2 separate regions of the Homo sapiens genome follow, and region 2 is linked to region 1. Evidence: chromatin loops called from intact Hi-C (ENCODE). Cell type or tissue: endothelial cell of umbilical vein. All regions are shown on one strand. Links, peaks and the distances in the headings refer to the core of each region. The heading gives the core; the rest is flanking DNA.

The links. Hi-C counts contacts between places; a loop is a spot of excess contacts. Peaks named below come from ENCODE experiments on the same cell type or tissue, not always from the same donor. Only the 100,000 strongest peaks of a DNase experiment are listed, where the experiment ranks them.
Region 2: it touches region 1 in a loop (3-fold over the local background); 2 of 110 quality-filtered maps call a loop at or near these places.

What each region holds. Positions count from the first base shown.
Region 1 is chrX:39,750,999-39,761,519 of GRCh38, forward strand. LOC105373178 (a long non-coding RNA gene) reads left to right here and starts at 8,839. Exons shown (of 3, transcript XR_949026.2): 1 at 8,839-8,928. RefSeq lists enhancers at 1,648-2,847, 3,693-4,642. In endothelial cell of umbilical vein, for the core only: no CTCF peak of the experiment used is centred there; DNase peaks (open chromatin) are centred at 2,503, 4,903 and 7,193; H3K27ac peaks cover 3,703 bases.
Region 2 is chrX:39,854,493-39,865,013 of GRCh38, forward strand. No RefSeq gene overlaps it. Among named protein-coding and RNA genes, the nearest start is that of MIR1587, 22 kb to the left of the region's middle. RefSeq lists enhancers at 866-985, 1,256-1,335, 3,437-3,937. In endothelial cell of umbilical vein, for the core only: no CTCF peak of the experiment used is centred there; a DNase peak (open chromatin) is centred at 6,009; H3K27ac peaks cover 1,036 bases.

The DNA.
Region 1 (10,521 bases), core at 2,249-7,248:
AATGGTTTGTTATATAGCAAAAGATCATTGCAACAGCTGCCTGCTCTGCCCACATCCTTTATGCTAGCATATGTAGGTCCCCCAGCTACCACAAAGCCCTCTAGAAAGTTCCAACCTCATTTCTGTGGGTTCCTGAGAAAAAGGCAGGGATCTTGGGCCACACCTGGGCTGGGAGGGCTAAAGGGGGCACAGGTTGGCGGAATCAAGTGTCCAAAGTGGGATAGGTCACGGCAGAGGGAGCCAGCTGCCCATCCCTGCCTAGCAATTCTAACCAGAGAGCATGTGCATGTTGGTGTATACACACATGCACAAACACACACACGCACACATACACACACACACACACAAACACACACGAAGATGAACCTCAGAACAGAATCCCAGCACCCCAGGGTCCATGTGCAGCACTACTCACTCGCTATCTTGCCACCTAAAGATTCTCTCGGTAGGGCCCACCTGAGAGGAGCCAATTTCATTCCATGAAAGTGGACATTACATAGGTGGATCTTGACATGTCCAGGAGGATTTCTCTTTTTTTTTTTTCTTTTTTGGTTGAGACGAGGTCTCACTCTGTCGCCCAGGCTGGAGTGCAGTGGCGTGATCTTGGCTCACTGCAACCTCTGCCTCCCGGGTTCAAGTGATTCTCCCGCTTCAACTTCCTGAGTAGCTGGGAGTACAGGCGTGCACCCACCACACCCAGCTAATTTTTGTGTTTTTAATAGAGACAGGGTTTCACCATGTTGTCCAGGCTGGTCCCGAGCTCCTGGTCTCAAGTGATCCACCTGCCTCGGCATCCCAAAGTGCTGGGATTACAGGCATGAGCCACCATGCCCGGCCAGGAGGATTTCTCAAAATGAAGCCTAAGGTCCAGTAGCATTAAGAGAGGGAGAAGACACCTCCTGGGGGACCTAACTGCTAGGAGAATCTCTGTGGTTTTCTGCCAAGAATCAAAGCTCTCTCCCTGTTGTGAACTGAAGTGTGTCCCCCAAAAATGTATACGTTGAAGCCTGAACTCCCAGTGCATTTGGAGACAGGGCCTTTAAGGAGGTAATTGAGGTGAAATGAGGTCATGAGAGTAAGGCCCTAATCCAAAAGGACTGGTATCCTTATATGAAGAGGAAGAGACACTAGAGAACTTATCCTACCCTTTCTTTGTACTTGCACATAGGAAAGGCCATGTGAGGAAACAGAGAGAAGGTGGCCACCTGCAAGCCAAGGAACGAGGCCTCACCAGAAACCAACCCTGCTGGCACCTTCATCTTGGACTTCCAGCCTCCAGAACTGTGAGACAATAAATTACTGTTGTGCCAGGCACGGTGGCTCACGCCTGTAATCCCAGCACTTTGGGAGGCAGAGGCGGGCGGATCATGAGGTCAGGAGATTGAGACCATCCTTGCTAACACAGTGAAACCCCGCCTCTACTAAAAATACAAAAAATTAGCCGGGCGTGGTGGCAGGCACCTGTAGTCCCAGCTACTGGGGAGGCTGGGGCAGGAGAATGGCGTGAACCCAGGAGGCGGAGCTTGAAGTGAGCTGAGATTGCGCCACTGCACTCCAGCCTGGGTGACAGAGCAAGACTCAGTCTCAAAAAAAAAAAAAAAAAAATTACTGTTGTTTAAGCCACCCAGTCTGCCATTTTTTGTTATAGCAACCAGAGCTGACTAACACATTCCCTGAAAGAAACAAAGACAGAAGGACTGGGGGAGAAAGAAGACCCCAGGCCATCTTCACTTCATGGTCAGTGACACAGGGCAGAAGGATGGGAGATGAAAGGAGGGAGGGAGGAAGGAAGGGAAGAAAGAAAGGAGGAAGGAAGATATCGTGGGAAGGATCCGTACTTTAGGGCTCAAAGGCACCTTCACTTTCCTACCCCATCTCATCATTACTTCTTGTTTCCTCCATCTCCCCTTAATAGAGTCATGCAGGAAGCCCTTAGCTACTCTGCTGCCATCTGCCCTGTTTGAGTACAAGCCCAGCAGAGCTGCACTGCAGCCAACATAGACAATCTGGCAGGACTCCAAGACTTCCGGGTTAGGATCCCAGCTTGCAACGCGTTACTGAGCAATCCTTCATCTTGCATTCATTCAGCAAATTTTTGATCAATATTCATTCCGCAACTGTGGACCTAGTCGCAGCACTGAGCGAGGTACATGGGGTCCCTGCTTTCTTCTTCTGCGGGAGATGGACAAAGAACAAATAAATGTACAAATGTCAATTGGTAGAAAGTCCTATGCTAAGAACCAAACCAGGGTGCTGTGGTGGAGTGCCTGGGGAGCTCCCTCTGGTGAAATGTAAGCTGAGATTGGGAGGACACAAAGAAGCCAGCATGTGATTATTGGAGGAAGAGCATTCAAGGCCAAGAGAAGAGCTAGTACAAAGGCCCTGAGGCTGGAATGAGAGAGGTATGTTCTAGAAAGAGCAGGAAGGCCAATGTGCCTGGAGTTCCCCAACCGGGTGGGAGGAGGGGGAGTGAAGAATGTGATAGGAGATGACATCACAGAGCTCAGCAGGTGCCAGATCACATAGGGCTGGGCACACCAAGATAAGGAGTTAGGATTTCAGCTGGGGTTAGGAAAGGAGGTGACGTCATCAGATTGCCATTTAAAAAAAAAATTGCTCTAGCCATAAGATACTATTAGTTTTAAAGGGAAAAATAATAACATAGTGAAGAGAGCAGGCCAACACCACCTTAGCCAAGTGATCAATGTTAACATTACCGGTAATGGAACAAATGGGCATCACGTGCCTCCTGATACGATGCATGGAGGACACCCATCACTTGAGTGGCATTCCTGCGAAACATGCAGTATCTGAATCTGATCACGAGAGACATCAGACAAAGCCCAACTAAGGGTCAGTCTATGAAATCGCCAGCCCTTATTCTTCAGAAGTGTTCATGTCATGAAAGACAAGGATAGACTAAGGGACTATGCTGGATTATAGGACACACAACAACAGATTACACAACAGGCACACAACAACAGATTACAGTGTGCAATTCTGAATTGGATCCTGAACCAGAGAAATATTTCTTTTCTTTTGTTTTGAAGGACATTAGTGGAGCAACTGACAGGATTTGAATAAGATCTGGGGATCAGGTAACATCTGTGTAAATATCTGTGTATATTTCCCAATTTTGATAAACCGTACTGTGGTTATTTAAGAGAACATCCTTGTTGTTTTTGTTTTTAGGAAATGCACCCTGAAATATTTCAGGGTTCAAGGAGCATCATGTCTAAAATTTAATCTCAAAAGCTTCAGGGAAAACAGAAATGTGTGTGTGTGGAGAAAGCACACAAAAATTGGTAAAAATGTTAACATTGGGGGAATCTGAGGAAAGTAGATTCAGGAAGTCTTGGCACTCCTTTTGCAAGTTTTCAAGTCTGTAATTATTTCAAAATCAAAAGTTTACAAAATAAAAATTAAGGCTGGGCACAGTGGCTCATGCCTGTAATCCCAGCACTTTGGGAGGCCGAGGCAGGTGGATCACCTGAGGTTAGGAGTTCAAGACCAGCCTGGCCAACATGGTGAAACCCCATCTCTACTAAAAATATAAAAAATTAGCCAGGTGTGGTGGTGGGTGCCTGTAATCCCAGCTACTCAAAAGGCTGAGGCAGGAGAATCTCTTGAACCCAGAAGGCAGAGGTTACAGTGACCCAAGATCATGCCACTACACTCCAGCCTGCGCTACCGAGTGAGACACCATCTCAAAATAAATAAATAAATAAATAAAAATAAAGTCCACTCTGGCTGCCGGGTGGAGCATAAATATTGGGGGAGGGGCAGCATCAGGAGAGGTAGGACCAAGGATGGCCTAGGGTGCCGTGCTAGGAGGAGACAGGGCCAAGGCCTTAGAGTGTACAGAAATCAGGACCAACAGGCTTTCCATCTTAGGAAAGCCACTCTGTCCCCCACCATGCTGCTAACAACGGACCCAGCCAGTGCCCACCAAATGGCTCCTGCAGCCTTCCTTTGCAGCCACACTGAAAAGCGATCAAATGTGAAATCCCAGGGAGGCCAGAGCAATGCGGCCAGCACTCAGCTCCGGGAGGCTGGTCAGGGAAGGGAGAGATTGGCTGCAGCCCCTGCTGCCCTGTCACCTGTATCCACGAGTGTCCCCCACTGTCTGTTGCCCCCTTGGCCGGCCTCAGCCCCTCAGGAAATAAGACTCTCCAGGCCCCAGCAGGCCTTTTGACCCAAGCCGGGGCAGCCGGGGCTCAGTTCTGAAAGAATAAAGGAACAGGCTTTCTCAGGGGGCTGCCCCTCCTCGGCCTGGTGCAGGGGACACGTGGCACAGCCAGCAAGGCTGTCTAAACAAGCAGGGGTTGAGCTGCACACCAGGCGCCACGCTCATTAAACTGGGGGCCAGCCGCAGGGCTAATCAGCCAAGCGCCTCCAGACACCGTAGTCTTGCAGGTGGATGGTGCCCCTCTGGCCTGCACACGTCTCAGTGGAGGCCGGGTAGTCTCAGGATCCCGGACAAACGAGCCAGAAAAGCCTCCTTCTCCCACCCTACTCCATCATGCGCAGAAACCAACAGTACTGTGGGGGAAGGACAGAGGGAGGTTTACACTCCCCACACGATCGCCTTTGGGAAGGGAACTCTGATGGACTCCCTCCCCTGCTAGGCAGTTCACCATCAGACACCCACAGCCTGCTTTGCTGGATTAGAGGCAGCAAAAAAAGGAGGCCAAAATGTAGTCATGCTGATAGATTGCTATCAGCAGGCCCATAGGAGAGCCTGTTCCTTTATTCTTCTGAACTCTTTCATGGAGACGCCGCCGGCTCAGGCATGGTGACTCAGACGCTCCAGAATTCGGAGCAGCCAGGACCATGGGTCTGGGTGGGGACGTCAGCCTGTGTGTCAGGCCCAGCCCTGGCACCCAGCCAGCTGGGAGGCTGGGAGGCTGGAGGTTTGCAGGCTCATAAAAAGAAATCGCTTGTTCCTCTGCCAGACAAGAATGAGCCAGGTCCGGCGGAGAGAGAAGAAAAGCACTGCTGCTGTGGGATATTCATGCCCAAGATAGTGTCCTTCTGCAGCTCTGGAGGCTGACAAAGATCTGCTTCTTCGGAGCAGGCAGCAGCCACATCAGGGAAGAACTGCACCTCTGACCCACTTGCCGGTGACCCAGTTGCAGGAGAGGAAACTGGGGCGCCAGGAGATGGGATGACTTAGCCCCAGGTCCCCCACGAATGCCTGCCCCCCGACTTCCCTATGGCAGGGTGGACACTGGGAAATCTGAGGACACAAAGAAATGATAACCCATGCCTTCCAAGTTAGTCCGGCCCCTCAGGCGTGAGTGCTCATGCGTTTTGCCCAGACTGGGGCAAGCCTTAGATGTTTTCATATTTTTCAGAATCTCTCTTCTTGACTTGAAATGGCACGGCCAAAAGCATTGTTTCTCAAAGAAGCTACGGATGTAGGACCAGTCTTGTTTGTGTTTGTTTGTTAATTAATTCCAATCCGTTATGGACAGATACTTCTGTAAAGTACAATAAAAATGATTTGCTGGAAAAATGAAGCAGAAAAAAACACAACATAAAACACAAGCCCAAACCTCTACGGTTAGATTTAACAAACACACACATACTCTGTTGACTTGCTATAAAAGTTTCTAAACACTTGCTCCCAGTTTCTGTACTTAGCTCACTGAGGACAGGTGCCAGACAGCTGTGGACTGGCACTCACCCACCGAGCACACTTCAAGTAGCGGCGGCAAAAAGTCAAGGTCAAAGCAGATGGGTTCTGGCCGGGCACGGTGGCTCATGCCTGTAATCCCAGCACTCTGGGAGACCAAGGCGGGTGGATTACCTGAGGTCAGGAGTTCGAGACCAGCCTGATCAACATAGTGAAACCCTGTCTCTACTAAAAATACAAAAATTATCTGGGCATGGTGGCAGATGCCTGTAATCCCAGCTACTCAGGAGGCTGAGGCAGGAGAATCACTTGAACCTGGGAGGCAGAGATTACAGTGAGTCAAGGTCACGCCATTGCACTCCAGCCTGGGCAACAAGAGCAAAACTCTGTCTCAAAAAAAAAAAAAAAAGCATATGGGTTCTAATTCTAGCCACCTCTATCACTAACTGGCTGCATGCCTTTGCCCTCAGCCATACTCTCTTCTTTTGCACATAGCCAACTCACGAATCTACTCACACTACAGTCACATGTGCAAAAGAAGATCTCATTTCTTTACTTTGTCTATGGAGGATCCATTCTTGGTCGAGCATAGCAAGGCAGGGTGGGGTGATGACATTTTAGTTGTACAGAGTAGACTAAGTGCAGTACAATTGTTTAAATGGTCCTTTTAGGCAAATGCCCAGGCTCTCCCAGATTCCCACCCCACCACCCCTCTCTTCTACAAGATGGAGTTTAGGTGTATGGAGGAAGGGAATAGAACTTATGTCAGTGTTTCTCAAACTTTAATGTGCAAACAAGTCCCCTGGGGAGCTTGTGAAAAGTGCACATGCTGATTTAGCAGGTCTGGGGGCAGGCCTGAGATTGTGCACTCCTACCAAGCTCTTGGGTGATGCCAAGGCTGCTGGGCCTCAGAGCACACTTTGAACAGCAAAGGGGCATGAGACCTTACACAGGCAGAGAAATCAGGTCTCATTGCAGTGGAGTGGCTGGTCTAGGCTGCCCCTGAATGGTAACTGCTGAGGTGCAGATGGCTCTCCCTGACTAAAGTCTGAGGCTGGACAACTCCTGGCCCAACTCTGGGTGCATGCACTGTCATCCCCATCACCCAGACAGGCCAGCTGTGCTTCCCCTTGAAGACTGTGATGTCCGCCATCTGGACGGTGACCCAGGCCCACGGGGCCTCGACACACCTACTTTCCACCATCCCCACACAGGGGCACCATCGCCAAACCCAAGGAACTAAGGTCAGCTCTGCTTACCACACCATGCCACTCATTGAGTTTTTCTTAAGCAGAGTCCACTGGATGAATGCGGGGTGCCGCCTTCATACTGTGTCCTCTCCCAACCCTCCCTACAACCGGGAGCAAACATACCACTGCCTGAGGCATGCCCCCTCCCCTCTCCAACATACTTCCCTCCCTCGGGGCAGATCCCAGAGTAGATCACATTGCTTCCCCCAGCTCCAGCTCCATCTTTCCACAGTCCTCCCAGACCGGAGGAACAGCCTCTCCTGATGCCTCTTCCCATCCCTCTTGATACACTGAGTAGGAATTAAAGGAATGTAGGAAACCCTTTTCTCTCCACACAATGCCTGGCTTGCAACCCTATTTCCTCTTTGTGGATTCAAACACAATCTAATTTGACCAAAGCTGAGCAATGTCTTCATTCGTGAGCACTGGCTGCCGTTTATCGAAGCTCTGACATCCATGGGAAATACTGAAGTCCAATAAAAATACTGCCAAGAGCCAGGCGTAGTGGCTCACGCTTATAATCCCAGGATTTGGGGAGGCTGAGGCTGGAGGATCACTTGAGGCCAGGAGTCTAAGACCAGCCTGGGCAACGTAGCGTCTCTATTAATTTTTTAAAAAATACTGCCAAAAATGACTCCTGCTCCCTGTGAAATTCTCTCTCTAGCCCTGAGAATCTATGAAAGGGCCATCCTCTTGCCAACTTAGAAGCAGAGCACATTTCCTAAGGAGGCTTGGAGCTGAGGGCTTGGATGACCCTATCCTCCCACAGACAATCCGTAAGCACCTAGTGGGTGTCAGGCACCAGTGGGGGACCAGGGAGACAGGTGAGCCACACAGTCAAAGTCCTGCTTCCAAAGTGCTCACAAGCTTAGAGTAATGACATCACCACCATTACCTATGGTGACACTGTGATCTGCCACCCGGCCTCTCAGCTCTCAACCACATCAGGGTCTGTCTCAGCTGCTGAGAGCCGCCTGGCTGAAGCAATGGCCTCCAGGGTCAGCCCAGGCCCAAGGACTGATGACTGCAAGGGGATCACCTGGGGACAACTCAGCATCCCTGGCTGGGTATGCTCAGGTTCAGGGCAGGTCATCCCTGGCTAGGCTCCTGCTCATCACGTGGCCGGGTGCTGGAAGAGCTGCACCCAGATGGAAGACGCGTGCCAGTTGCAGAGCTGCGAGCTGTTGGCTGGGGCCTTGGCGCCCTGGCTGATAATCCCACGCTGTGTAACCCTGGGCTGAGTGTGCTACACCAAGAAGGGGAGAAGACAGAATATTCTAACAGGCTGTGGGCCCCCGCCGCCATCTGGATCTCGGTTTCCTCACCTCTGAGGGGTCTTTTCCAGTTCCAATATGCAAATGGTTCATCACTCGCTGTAGAATAGAATCAGAGCTGTGATATGCTGTCCACGTGGCCCACAGACTCAGGGAGGGTCTGAAACTCTGCCAGGGCCTACTGTGCTCCTTTCAGAGGAGCACCACCCCACCCAAGGCACCCCAGGGTGTCTCAGGAGGGCGGCCCAGGACCACTCCGAATGCACTGAAAGCTGACTGTGTTCAGTAGGGGAGAGGGGCCCCTTCTCTAAATATTTTCTCTCCAGGTTTGGCTGGAGACAGTCACAGCCGGTCAGGGGGCTCAAAGAGGCGCCAGGCCTGCCAAGAACCACCTGAGGATGGCGTTTGTGAGGAAAACCCAGGGAGCAGGGCTGGCCCACTCCCAGGCAGCAAAAGTACGGGGCCACCCTCCCCTTCCTGGGTTGGAGCCAGGGCACCCACTGTGGCTGGAAGGGAGAAAGGGAGTTGTGGGCCCAGGCAGCCCCCAGAAAACAGCCCGCAGCCCTCCAGTCAGCTGCCGCGTGTTTGTTTTCACAGCTGCTCCTCCAGCTCGGCTGTTCCAGTGAGCAAAGGAATCTGTTTGTCTGAGAAAAAGAATGTGGCAGAGAGGCGGGAGGCAGCCCCAGGCAGCCCCGGCAGCCTCCTCAGCTTCGGAGCTCACCAAAACCAGCCAGCCACCTCGGGGAGTCACCCAAGAGCCTAGATGGTAAGGTCACAGACTCAGAGACACCTTCACCTCCCCCGGCACCCTCCAGACAGCCCCGCTCCTCCGTGGACCAGGGCTTTGCCCAGAGACCTTGGGCAGGTGCCAGGCTGGCAGCCTGGGCACACAGGACAGAGACCCACCCGCCTGAGGTATTTTATTTACTTCTTTCTCATTCACAGACAACCCCCCACCACCCACACCACACACCACACACAAACACACACACACACACACACACACACACACACACTCTGAGAAGAAAATCAGTCAGCTGTGTGTATGAGGAAAAAGCTCACAGGACTGAAAGCAAACAAGTCTGCAGCCAGGCCTGCCGTGAGGGTGAAGACGAGCAAGCAGAGGGGCTTTCTGCCTCTCTGCAAGGACGCCCTAGGCCCCCTACCCTCGCCCCAGCCCCCAGGCCAGCCTAGTCCCATCCTAGACAGAAGAGGCAGAGCTGGGTCCAGGTAGGGTGAAGGCATTTGCCAAACCAGAGGACCAGCCACAGCCCCCTCAGGCCTGTCATCCTAGTTCTGGAGTATTCTGAGCCGTCAAGCAGGAGCCCAGGCAGAGCCAGTCCAAAGGGCATTCTCCTTTGGGCGGTTTTGGCCATGGGGAGACCTGGGATCCCAAAAGAAGGACTCTGCACTCTTTTGGCTGGAGTGCAGTGGTGCGATCTCGGCTCACTGCAACCTCCGCCTCCTGGGCTCAAGCAATTTTCCCACCTCAACCTCCCGAGTAGCTGGGACCACAGACGCATACCCATGCCCAACTAATTTTTAGGTGTTTTTTGGCTTTGTGTTTTGTTTTGTTTTGTTTTGTTTGTAGAGACAGGGTTTTGCCCTGTTGCCCAGGCTAGTCTCGAACTCTTGGGCTCAAGTGATCCGCTCTCCTTGGCCTCCCAAAGTGCTGGGATTACAGTTGTGAGCCATTACACTCGGCCACACCAGGCACTCTTGATACCTACTTCCACCCATACCCCTCACCAACCCCCTGCGCTGACCAAGAAGTTGCCCTGTGGGCTGGAACAGGGATGGAAGGGAAGCGAAGCTTCTGCTGAAATTTTCTAGATTACATCAGGCTGCCACCCCTAAGTGATCAGATTTGGTGTGGAAAGTTCCCCACTGCAATTGCAATCTGGCATGTGTTGAATCCCTCAGGTGTGTGGGAGTGGAATATATAATAACTAGTCCTCCCTCAATCTTTCCTAGTCAGATTACTCATCGAGATGCTGTTCAGCACCTCCCCTGGGTCAGCCTCTTCACATACAACACCTCTGAAAGGCTCTAGAAGGTTTGAGAACTTGCCCGAGGTGAGAAAGCAAAAGTGACCAAGAGAAGGTGTCTTCAGCTGGGCTCTCCCAGAAGCAGCCCCTGAAGCAAGGATTTGGGGCCAAGGGATTTATCTGAGGGCCAGGAAGTGGGCAGGGAAGGGAAGCAACTAGGAAAGGAGGTCACCAGACCAGAGCAAGCCACCAGAGTGAGACACTGGAGGCCAACCCCACTGAGCTTCTCAGAGAGACTCCATAAAAGATACCTCAATGTTACCCCACTTGGGGAGTGAGGGGGCTGGGGTATTTATCCTCTAGTTCCCATA
Region 2 (10,521 bases), core at 3,244-8,243, 100 kb after region 1:
GGGTGCTGGCCTGGCCCCCTCTGGTGGGAGGACAGATAAGCAAAGGGGTGGTGGGGACACTCTAGATGCTTCACCCACATCCCCTCGGGCTCCTTCCCCCACCCCATATAGCTTCCCCTCTCCTAATTCCCACAGCCTGTGCCTGGGACTCTTTGCAGGCCCGCCCGGGGCACATCCCCCTCAGAGCCAGAAGTACCCAGGAGTTTCAATCCCCACACTCACGGTAGCTCCTAGCTGGTGCAAGGGAGCATGCAGGTACAGTGCTCTTGCCTGGAGTCAGGACAGGCTCTGAGTTGACACTTGCCCTCCAGAGCTCCTCCTTTGGGAGGTCATGAGGTCATGAGGATGGAGCCCTCATGAAGGGGGTCAGTGCCCTTATAAAAAGCGACCCCAGAGAGCTCTCTCTCCCTGTCTCTGCCATGTGAGGGCACAAGGAAAAGTTGGCAATCTACAGCCCAGAAGAGGGCCCTCCCCCAAACCCGACCGTGCTGGTACCCTGATCTCGGCCTCTCAGCCTCCAGAACCATGAGAAGTACGTGTCTGTGGTTTATCAGCCCCCCCGCGTGTGGTACCGTGTTACAGCAGCCTGGATGGACTAAGACCCTTCTGCAGAGGGACTTTGTCTGAAACTGGCTTCCTCCCCTTCTTGGTCCTGCCCTTCCATACCCTTCCGTGTTTCTTGGGAGCACTTCCTTAATAAATTGCTTCCACACGAATCCGCGTCTCAGAAGCTGCTTCTGAGAAAACCGAAGTGATGGGGCCCCTGGGCTGCACAGTAATAACAGTTGTTACAGACGGCACCTCCTCCAACCCTCAGAACCAGACGGCCACAATGGTATTGACTGCATTGCACAGAGGAGGAAACGGAAACCCAGAGAGCAGAAGGGACTTGCCCAGGATGGTGGAGTTGGTGAGCAGAGCAGCCTACATTAAACCCAGCTCCAAAGCCAGCCCTGGGTCTTTGATGCCCCACAGAAAATACATGGGAGGAGCCCTGCAGCTCCTGAAAGGAGCTAACATCTCCCAAGCCCCACTTCCAGGGGCAATCTGGGGCCAGCCAGGTACTTAGATGGACAGATGACCAAGGAGAGACCACTCAAGCCCTCAGTTTGAGAATGCATTCCTCTGCGTTCACAGGCTTACCTGGAGCCAGTTCCCCAAAGCCCCACTGGACTTTTTAAGCCCCCAGAGGCCTTCAGACAGGAACCCACTGAGTCTTCAAACCCCCAATCTCCATGGGGTTAAAACAATCCCCAAAAGGCAGGACTTACTAGGAGTCGTTCAGAAACTGGCAAAAGCACCCTCTGAATAAATGTTCAGGGTTCCATCCGGAGACGCCCACGGTGACTGATGAGTCATCAGATAGCCAGCTGTCGCCACAGAGTGCTATATATAGAAGCTGGAGGGGTGCCTGGTACCTAAAGAAAGGGGAGGAGCACACACCTAGTAGGTGGGGTCTCAGCTGGGAGGCAGGCCTAGAGCACCTGGAAACTGCACCCTCAGCTCCCTCTGCCCCCCCAGCAAAACAGAATCTGGGTCAGCAATTCCCCGGCACAGAATGCCGCGTGAACTGGAAGCAAGCAGCAACAGGGCCGGACGTGGGCCATGCCAGTGCATTCATGATGATTACTGCTAATGATGGTAATGGGAGAATAATGGCTCAGTGAACTTCCCGCACATCACCTCGTCGTCTTCCCATCAGACATACACACTGAGGACGCGCTTGTATTGCTGCCATTTAGACAGCCGAAACAGAACTTCCAGACCTCAGGCTTGGTAGGCTGGGCCTGTGCTGTCCAGGACAGGGGCCACTAGCCACATGTTTCTACTGAACACTTGAAATGTGGCCCGGCCAAATTGAGATCCTCTGTCAGCATAGAATGCACACCAGACTTTGAAGATTTAGTTTCAAGAAAAGAATGTCAAATACCTTGTCAATAATTTTTTCCTGGTTTCATATTGAAATGATAATATTTTAGATACATCGGGTTGATCAAAATATATGATTAAGTCAATTTCACCTGTTCCTTTTTACCTTTTTAATGTGGCTTCTCGAACATTAAAATTATTAATACATATGTGGCTCACATTTGTGGCTTGCATTATATTTCTATTGGACAGTGCCGGGTTGCAGGCTGGAGGCCAGAACCTTCAGGAAATCCTGGCTATGCCCTCTCCTGACAAATAAAGCCTGCTTCCTGGTTCAAGGCTGAGAGAGGCCAGGGCTGCTCTCCAGACAATGCCAGTGGCCAGCTGCAGCTCCATGTACCGATCACAGAAGGTCCAGGTGACGCACAAAAGCCCCTGAGGGTCTGTGAACCCCAAACTTGTCCCTTATATCTTCTGAAAATGCACAGCTTTCCGGGGGAAAGATGATGAATTCTCCCTGGCCCTGTCTTCTGCCTTCCCCACTTAACCCCCAAGAGAGCTCCATGCTGTGTGATTGCATAATGAGGCCATGGAATAAGGCCACTTCACAAATGAAGCAGCTCTTTCCCTCACATATGCAAACAGCAGAGAGAGGCAAAGGAAAGTAGGGAGATGAGAAACAGAATGAGAAATGCAGACGAGACAGGCAATTCACACCAAGAGAGAGAAACTGTATCCCAGAGACAGACACACAATGTCACACACACTCTGCTCACTGACACCTGGGGGGAGGGGGAGAAGGGTGTGTGTGTGCACGTGTGTGGCGTGTTCATGTGCATGCATGCATGTGTGTGGAGCTAGAGAGCACTAGAGGCCGGGCACGGTGGCTCATGCCTGTAATCCCAGCACTTTGGGAGGCCGAGGTGGGCGGATCACCTGAGGTCAGGAGTTTGAGACCAGCCTGCCCAGCATGGTGAAACCCTGTCTCTACTAAAAATATGAAAATTAGCCAGGTATAGTGGCGTGTGCCTGTAATCCCAGCTACTCGGGAGGCTAAGGCAGGAGAATCGCTTGAACCCGTGAGGCAGAGGTTGCGGTGAACCGAGGTCACGCCACTGCACTCCAGCCTGGGCGACACAGTGAGACTCTTTCTCAAAAAAAAAAAAAAAAAAAACAAAAAAACAAGAGAGCACTAGAGAAAGGTTCTAGAACGAGGCAAATCGAACAGAACAGGGAAGAGATGAGCACAGGAGGCGAAAAGAAATGGAGGTTCGGGGAGTTGACAGCCTCCATTTTGTAGCAAGGCCTGCCCTTTCTTTCTATGTCAGTTTAAATTATTTACATCAGGACAATGGAAAGAATATAGATAGCAAAATAAAAAATGCGTCGGGGCCAGGCAGGCCCAGGATTCATGTGTGGTGGAAACAGAGTCCAGGGAGGAGGAAGGGCTGCCCGCCCTGCACCCAGGAGTGGGCTGGGCTTTGGGTGGCTGCAGTCAGGGCTGCTTTTCCAGTCACTCAGTACCTACATCAAGTCCAGAGTGTTGACAGAGCTGGAGCCAAACTGCACACCCCCAGGGGCAGACCTGGGACATTTAGGGAGCTGTGTGAGTCAGACAAGGCCTGGGGACACCCACAGACCACAACCCCTCTGGGGCCAGGCTGAGGGCTGCCTGGTGTTCGCCTGCTCCCAGAGAGGCTGACACTTTGTGCCAGCCTCCTGCCTATCCTGAGCTGACCCTTCACTGGCAAGTCCAGGGTCCCGTGGGTGACCATCAGTTAATCAAATCAAAGCAGCCTTCTGTGCTGCCAGGACAGGATGGGGAGAGGTTCTCCCTCCCCTTCCTAGGTAATTAGGAAGTGACTTCTGGAGGCCTGGGCCCACCTTGGTCACCTCACCTAAAGGAAGATTCTGTCACAGGGATGCAGGACGAATGTATCAGTCTCCTCAGGCTGCTGCAACAGAAGACCACAAGCTGAGTGGCTTAAACAACGGATATTTATGTTCTCACAGTTCTGATGGCTGGAAGTCCAAGATCAAGGTTTGGTTTCCCCTGAGGCCTCTCTCCTTGGCTTGCACACGGCCACCTTATTGCTGTGTCTTCACACGGTCTTTCCTCTATGCGTATACCCTGCCAGTGTCTCTCGTGGGTCCACATTTTCTTCTAGGGACACCAGTTGTATTGGATTAAGCCCACCCTAATGGCCTCATTTTAACTTAATCACCTCTTTAAAGGCCCTAACTCTAAATATAGCCACATTCTGAGGTCCTGGGAGTTAGGGCTTCCATAGATGAATGGGGTGTGGGGCACAGTTCAACCCATAGCAATGAAGTACCAAGAAAGACAAGGCCAGGTTCACACCAGGATGGGGAGAACAGTTCAGGGCCATGACCCTCTCAACGTCTGATAATCCCACTGTCTCCCTGCCTGTGCTTAGGGCCTCCTCCCAGTAAAGCTTATAGAAACCAGAGGCAACATTTCTGCAGGACAGGGGTTTGGGAGAATGTTGTTCCCATGGCTGGTAGTTGCTGTCTTGCCCAGGAGCAGGAGTTGTGTAGCCCCAAGTCCCAGTTCAATGCCTGGCCCAGCAGGGAAACTCTGATGGGGGCAGAACAGAGGCCATTAGGCAAGGCTCTGTGTCCTTACTCATTTAGAGTCTTATTGTCAATGGAAGTGACTCCAGAATAAATTTGGACTTCATTCACAGAGAGTTGAGGCCCTCGCAGATTTAAAAATAATAAAAGAAAAAGGCCGGGTGCAGTGGTTCATGCCTGTAATTCTAGCACTTTGGGAGGCAGAGGCGGGCGGATCACTTGAGGTCAGGAGTTTGAGACGACCAGCCTGGCCAACATGGTGAAACCCCGTCTCTACTAAAAATACAAAAATTAGCTGGGCATGGTGGCAGGTGCCTGTAGTCCCAGCTACTCGAGAGGCTGAGGCAGGAGAATCGCTTGAACCCAGGAGGTGGGAGCTGCAATGAGCCAAGATCACGCCACTGCACTCTAGCCTGGGCGACAGAGGGAGACTCTGTCTCAAAAAAAAAAAAAGAAAATAAAATAAAAAAGAAGGAAGGAAGGAAGGAAAGAGAGAGAGAGAAAAAGAAAGAAAGAAAGAAAGAAAGAAAGAAAGAAAGAAAGAAAGAAAGAAAGAAAGAAAGAAAGAAAGAAGCCAGGTGCAGTTGCTTACACCTGTAATCCCAGCACTTAAGGAGGCCAAGGCAGGTGGATCACTTGAGGCCAGGAGTTCAAGACCAGCCTGGCCAGCACGGCGAAACTCCATCTCTACTAAAAATACAAAAATTGGCTGGGTGTGGTGGTGGGTGCCTGTAATCCCAGCTACTAGAGAGGCTGAGGCAGGTGAATCGCTTGAACCCAGGAGGTGGAGGTTGCAGTGAGCCGGGATCACACCATTGCACTCCAACCTGGGTGACAGAGCGAGACTCTTTCTCAAAAAAAAATTAAAAAATAAAAATAAAAGTTTAAAAAATATATGACTTCAGCCCCAGGTATAGTCTGGAGGCAACTGCATGAGACAGAGAAAGAGAGAGAGAGAGAGAGACAAAGATACAGACAGACAAAAACAGAGACAGAGAGAAAAAAAAACTAGCTAAGAGCAGTCAACCCCCAGAAGAGTGAGAGATAATAATAACATGGTAGTCGTGTTTTTTGTCACTACGTTTTGGAGTGATTCATTATGCAGCAATAGATAACTGGAACACAGGCCAAAACACAATTGCGTGGGCACACGCACACACACAAGGTACACAAAAATCCTCCTTCACAGGACCTGTTTTGAGGCTCCTGGCAGCCAGCCTAGGTGCTGGTGCTCACGCCACAGACTCTGGGGCCAGCCTGCCAGGATTCACACCCCTTTCCCACCACTTCTTAGCTGTCCAGCCTTGGATGGGGAAACCAACACCTCTGCCTCAGTTTCCTCATCTCTGAACTGGAAACCATACTGGAGCCCTCCATCTGGGATGGCTGGGAGGATTAAATATGCTAACCCACATCAAATGCATGGGGCCATGCCAGGCATGCAGTCGGCACTTGATAACTGTTTGCTGGAATGATATGACTCAACATCTGCCTTTCTGCTTCCTAACAGGTGGGCTGAGAAACACGCCATTTCCGGCAGACACGCCGCTGACCATCTTTTTCCATCACACTGAGGTCACCAGCACAGCCTCACACTTATTTGTTTTGTAAAAATGTCAGCAGCTGGGCCAGGTCCCCTCCCCCAGCCCCTGTGGAAAGTCAGCTCCCTCTCCCTCTGCAGGCGCTTCAGATCTGTCCCTGCCACTGTCATCTCCCGCCTTTGCCTTGCAAACCACAGATTAGCAGAAGACAAAACGCTGGCTAAGGGCTGACCTCAATACCTGCTTTTAAAGTCCCTTGGCCTGGCCCAGCCACAGAGCTGTGGGACACAGGATGAGCAGGAAGCAGACAATAACAGTTGGCTGGGCTTGCAACATCCTCTTGCCTCTCCTTTTGTGGGATGGCTAAATGGTGCAGCTTTTGGGATGCCCTGGTGCCTCCTACGCATGGAGGACCCACTTTCCAGAGGCAACTCCCACAGCCAGGAGGGGACAGGATCATGACAAGGTGCTTGCGGCTTTGCCAAGTCCTCCTCACTGCCCTGGGCTCCCCCAGGGTACCAGCGGAGCCAGAGGCCAGGTTCTTCCCATGAGGAAGCAGGGGGTGGAAGAGAATAAAGTCAGCAGAAGACCCCTTTTCTGTCTAGTCAAGGCCCGCCTGGCCTCCAGAAAGGTCTCCTCTGCCTTTTCCTCTGGGGCAACCCCTTGATTGTGCCCCATACTAAATCCCCTGTCATGGGCATTCACGCTCCTCTGACTTTCCAGCTGTGTCACTTTTGGGGGGGCTATTGCCACCCGTGGGCCCTGTTTCTCACTCTCCATTTGTGGTAACTGGCTGCCTTACCCAGCAACACAACCCTCCCCTCCCCTTTGACCCTCACATCTCCCTCCAGGTGGCCTCTGCCAGACCTAAAGCAGGTGCCCGGGCATCTCCTCTCCAGCCTTGTTGGGCTGCAGGATGCACAGGATTTCGATAAGTTCTCCAGCTCTCTTACGCTAAGTAATCCCTGCCCCAATCCCTTGGGTCACCTTGAAAAACCATTCTTAGTCTCTAATGAACCAATTGGTTCTTTAGAAAAGACACCTGGAACTTTCTTTGCAGCGATGAGCCATGTTTGTCAATGGGAGCACTATTCATATTTGGGCCTGGACAAATCCCCATTGTGTGGGACAGTCCCTCCCCCATTGTTGGATGTTAATTGTCCTTGGCCCCCTGCCTGCTAAACTCCAGTAGCACCCTCTAGTCATTGTGACAGCCAAAAATGCACCCCTATTTCCAAATGCCCCCACCCCCAGGTGGAACAGTCCCTGAATAGGGAAGCACCATTCATCTCAGGATAAAATTCTTTCTCCGCCACAACAATCACCAAGCAGCATCTCCCTGCAGGATCAGTTATGCGCGCTTGATCAGCCCAATCTCCCTCATGTTATGCAACCCAGAGTCAACGCCGCTGCACAAGTCTATTCTGTTTCTGCATTCACAGGCTCATACTGTGAGCAGGGACTCCAAAGTACGCTGAGGAACTCGGTCCCTAAATCTATCCTCTTTATTATAGATTGTGTGTGGGTTGCCCCTGACAGATAATTCTCAGCAAAGCGTTTACTGAGAAATCATTTGTTTAATTTCACACGCCCCCTTCCATCACTGGCATTACTTTAAAAAATAAAAATAAAAGTAAAAGAGCAGCCATTGTTGGAAGAGTTCCATTGGAGCTGTTTGTTTGTCAAGGTCCATTGAGTCAAAATTCCCAGTTTAACTTTGAATGCTCAACGCTTCTGCCCCTAATGTGAGGTTGGTGTTTGTACCTTAAAAAGGGAGGGGAAATTGAGTCTTTGAAAGAAAGAAAAAAGGGAATAAAATAATCCTCCCTCTGTAGTGTCTATACTTTTTAACATAACATGGGAGTGCAACTACCTTTTTACCAAAACACGTCTCCAGCTTGGCGTGAAGTCCCCACATCTGGATCCGCCAGGAGGGAGGAACATCCATTCTGACAGGGACATAGCCTTGCACACACCTGCTGACACTTCTGCATCGCTGTGAGTCTAGCTGTAGTAGCTACATTGGGTCGTTTTCCTTTTTAAAACAATAGTTCTTAACACCAAGAGCTTCTTGCTGGTGTCATAAAATCCCCGTCTCACATTGAAGACCTAATCCTGAAGGTTTTTAAATCTCCCAGAGTCCACTTGTGATGATCTGATGGACCCTAAGGCCTCTCTTCACAGAACAAGACAGACACATGTGTGGACACATAGGGTATGTCCACATGCGTGCACTCACTTCCACAGAACTTTACACATAATCACAAAGCCTCCTAAAGCCTGCCCTCAGGCAGTCAATTAAGAACCCACCGCTGGTTCCACACATGAGGAAATTGAATGTAAAAGCAGCTTTGGTGGTACATACAAATATGATTCAGTTTCATGTGGGAAGGCGACCAACTCTCAAACTGTTCTTCCTGAAACAAGCCACTAGCCTCGTGTAAAGACAATAGCCCCTGTAGATGGAGATGGTGAGAAAAAGCTTCCAGAGACCACTGTCACTCCTGAACACTCCAAATTTATGTGGACTGCTAAGGAGAGAGACCAGAAAGCAAAGCAACCTGGAAAAACTCAAAACCCGTTACCCCAAAGTAAAACAATTCCTGTCGATGGCAGTTCCTGTAGATAACAGCACCACATTGCCTTGCACTTGCACAATGCTTTACCCGGCTCAAACAGCTTTCACCAGCATTATTCAGCAGTCTCACAACTGCTCTGTGAAGTCAGGACCACTATAATTGCCCCCATGTATGGGTTGCAACAAAGGAAGAGGGCTCAAAGAGTGGAAGTGATGCCTGAAAGGACACGTTGGTTGGTAACGGTAGTACTGACTTAGTCTGTTCTGGTTTCTATAACAAAATCCCTTAGACTGGGTAATTTACAAACAACAGAAATTTAGTGGTCACAGTTCTAGAGGCTGGGAAGTCCAAGATCAAGGCATCAGCAGATTCCATGTCTGGTGAGGGTTCTCTGCTTCAGAGATAGTGCCTTTACCCTGAGTCCTCACGTGGCAGAAGGGACAAACAGGCTCCCTCAAGCCTCTTTTATAAAAGCACTCATCCCATTTATGGGAGTGGAACCTTTGTGACCTAATCACCTCCCAAATACCCCACCTCTTAATACCATCACACTGGGGATTCAGTTTCAACATATGAATTTTGGAGGGGCACCAATGTTCAGACTATAGCAGTAGGCAAGCCTCAACACTCAAGTGCTTGTCAAATCATGCTGCATCGCGCTTTTGTGATGTTCTTCTTTTACATGCCATTGCTGATGTTCCATTGGCCAAAGAAAGTCATGAGGCTAAACTCAACATGAGAAGGGACTACCCATGGATGTGGATATCAGGACGTATAACTCATTTGGGGGCCATATTTGTAACCACCTACCACACACACGAGTTAAAGCATCTCCCCTCCCACATAATGACCGAAATATCATCATTTATCTTTCAGACCATTGCCCTCTTTTTGCTTGCGCTTTGAGAAATCAGGCATGGCTTTATTGAATATCCTATGACCCAGCAATTGTATTTCAAGATATACAGCCGAGAGAAACAAGTGCTTGTGCGCACCAAAAGCCCTGCATGCAAATGCACGTAGCAGCTTTATTCACAACAGCCTGAAACTGGAAACAACCTAAATGCCTGTCAACGGGAGAGCAGATAAACTAATCATGGTATACTCATACAATAACACACTATACAGCATTGAAAAAGAACAAATTACTGCTACATATAACAACATGGATGAATATCCCAGATGATATTGAGCAAAAGAAACCAAATTCACGAGAATATGTGTTGTATGATTCTATTTATTTGAGGTTCAAAAACAGATAAATCAGCTGGGCGTGATGGTTCACACCTATAATCCCAGCACTTTGGGAGGCCAAGATGGAAGGATCACTTGAGCCCAGGAGTTTGAGACCAGCTTGGGCAACATAGTGAGACTGTGTCTCTATTAAAAAAAAAAAAAAAAAAAAATTAGCCAGGCATGGTGGCACGAGTCTGTAGTCCCAGCTACTCAGGAGAGTCAGGCAGGAGGATGGCTTGAGCCCAGAAAGTCGAGGCTGCAGTGAGCTGCGATTGCACCACCACACCACTGCACTCCAGCCCAGGTGACCCTGTCTCCAAAAAAACAGACAAATCAAGTCTATGTTGTTACAAGTCAAAATAATGGTTACCTTTGGGGGGATAGAAAGTGGGAGGGGACACAAGGGAGCTTCTGGGACAGGTGCTAGAAATAGTCTCTATGTCAACCTGGGTGACTGTGGGTCTGCACATATGTAAAGAGTCATAGACTTGTACACTTAAGATTGGTGGACTTTACTGTGCTTATAGCTTAACTGTTTTTCAAGTACAACATTAAAAGTAAGAATGGAATTCAGGTGCAGGCTTGGGGCTGGAGCCCAGGCTGCGGGGTCCACCTCGGGCCTCAGGGGCACGTCTGGGAGGGCAGGGCCCAGCGCCCAATTTCGGGAGTTAATTCCAGGCGTTGGTGATTTCCTAGGGATT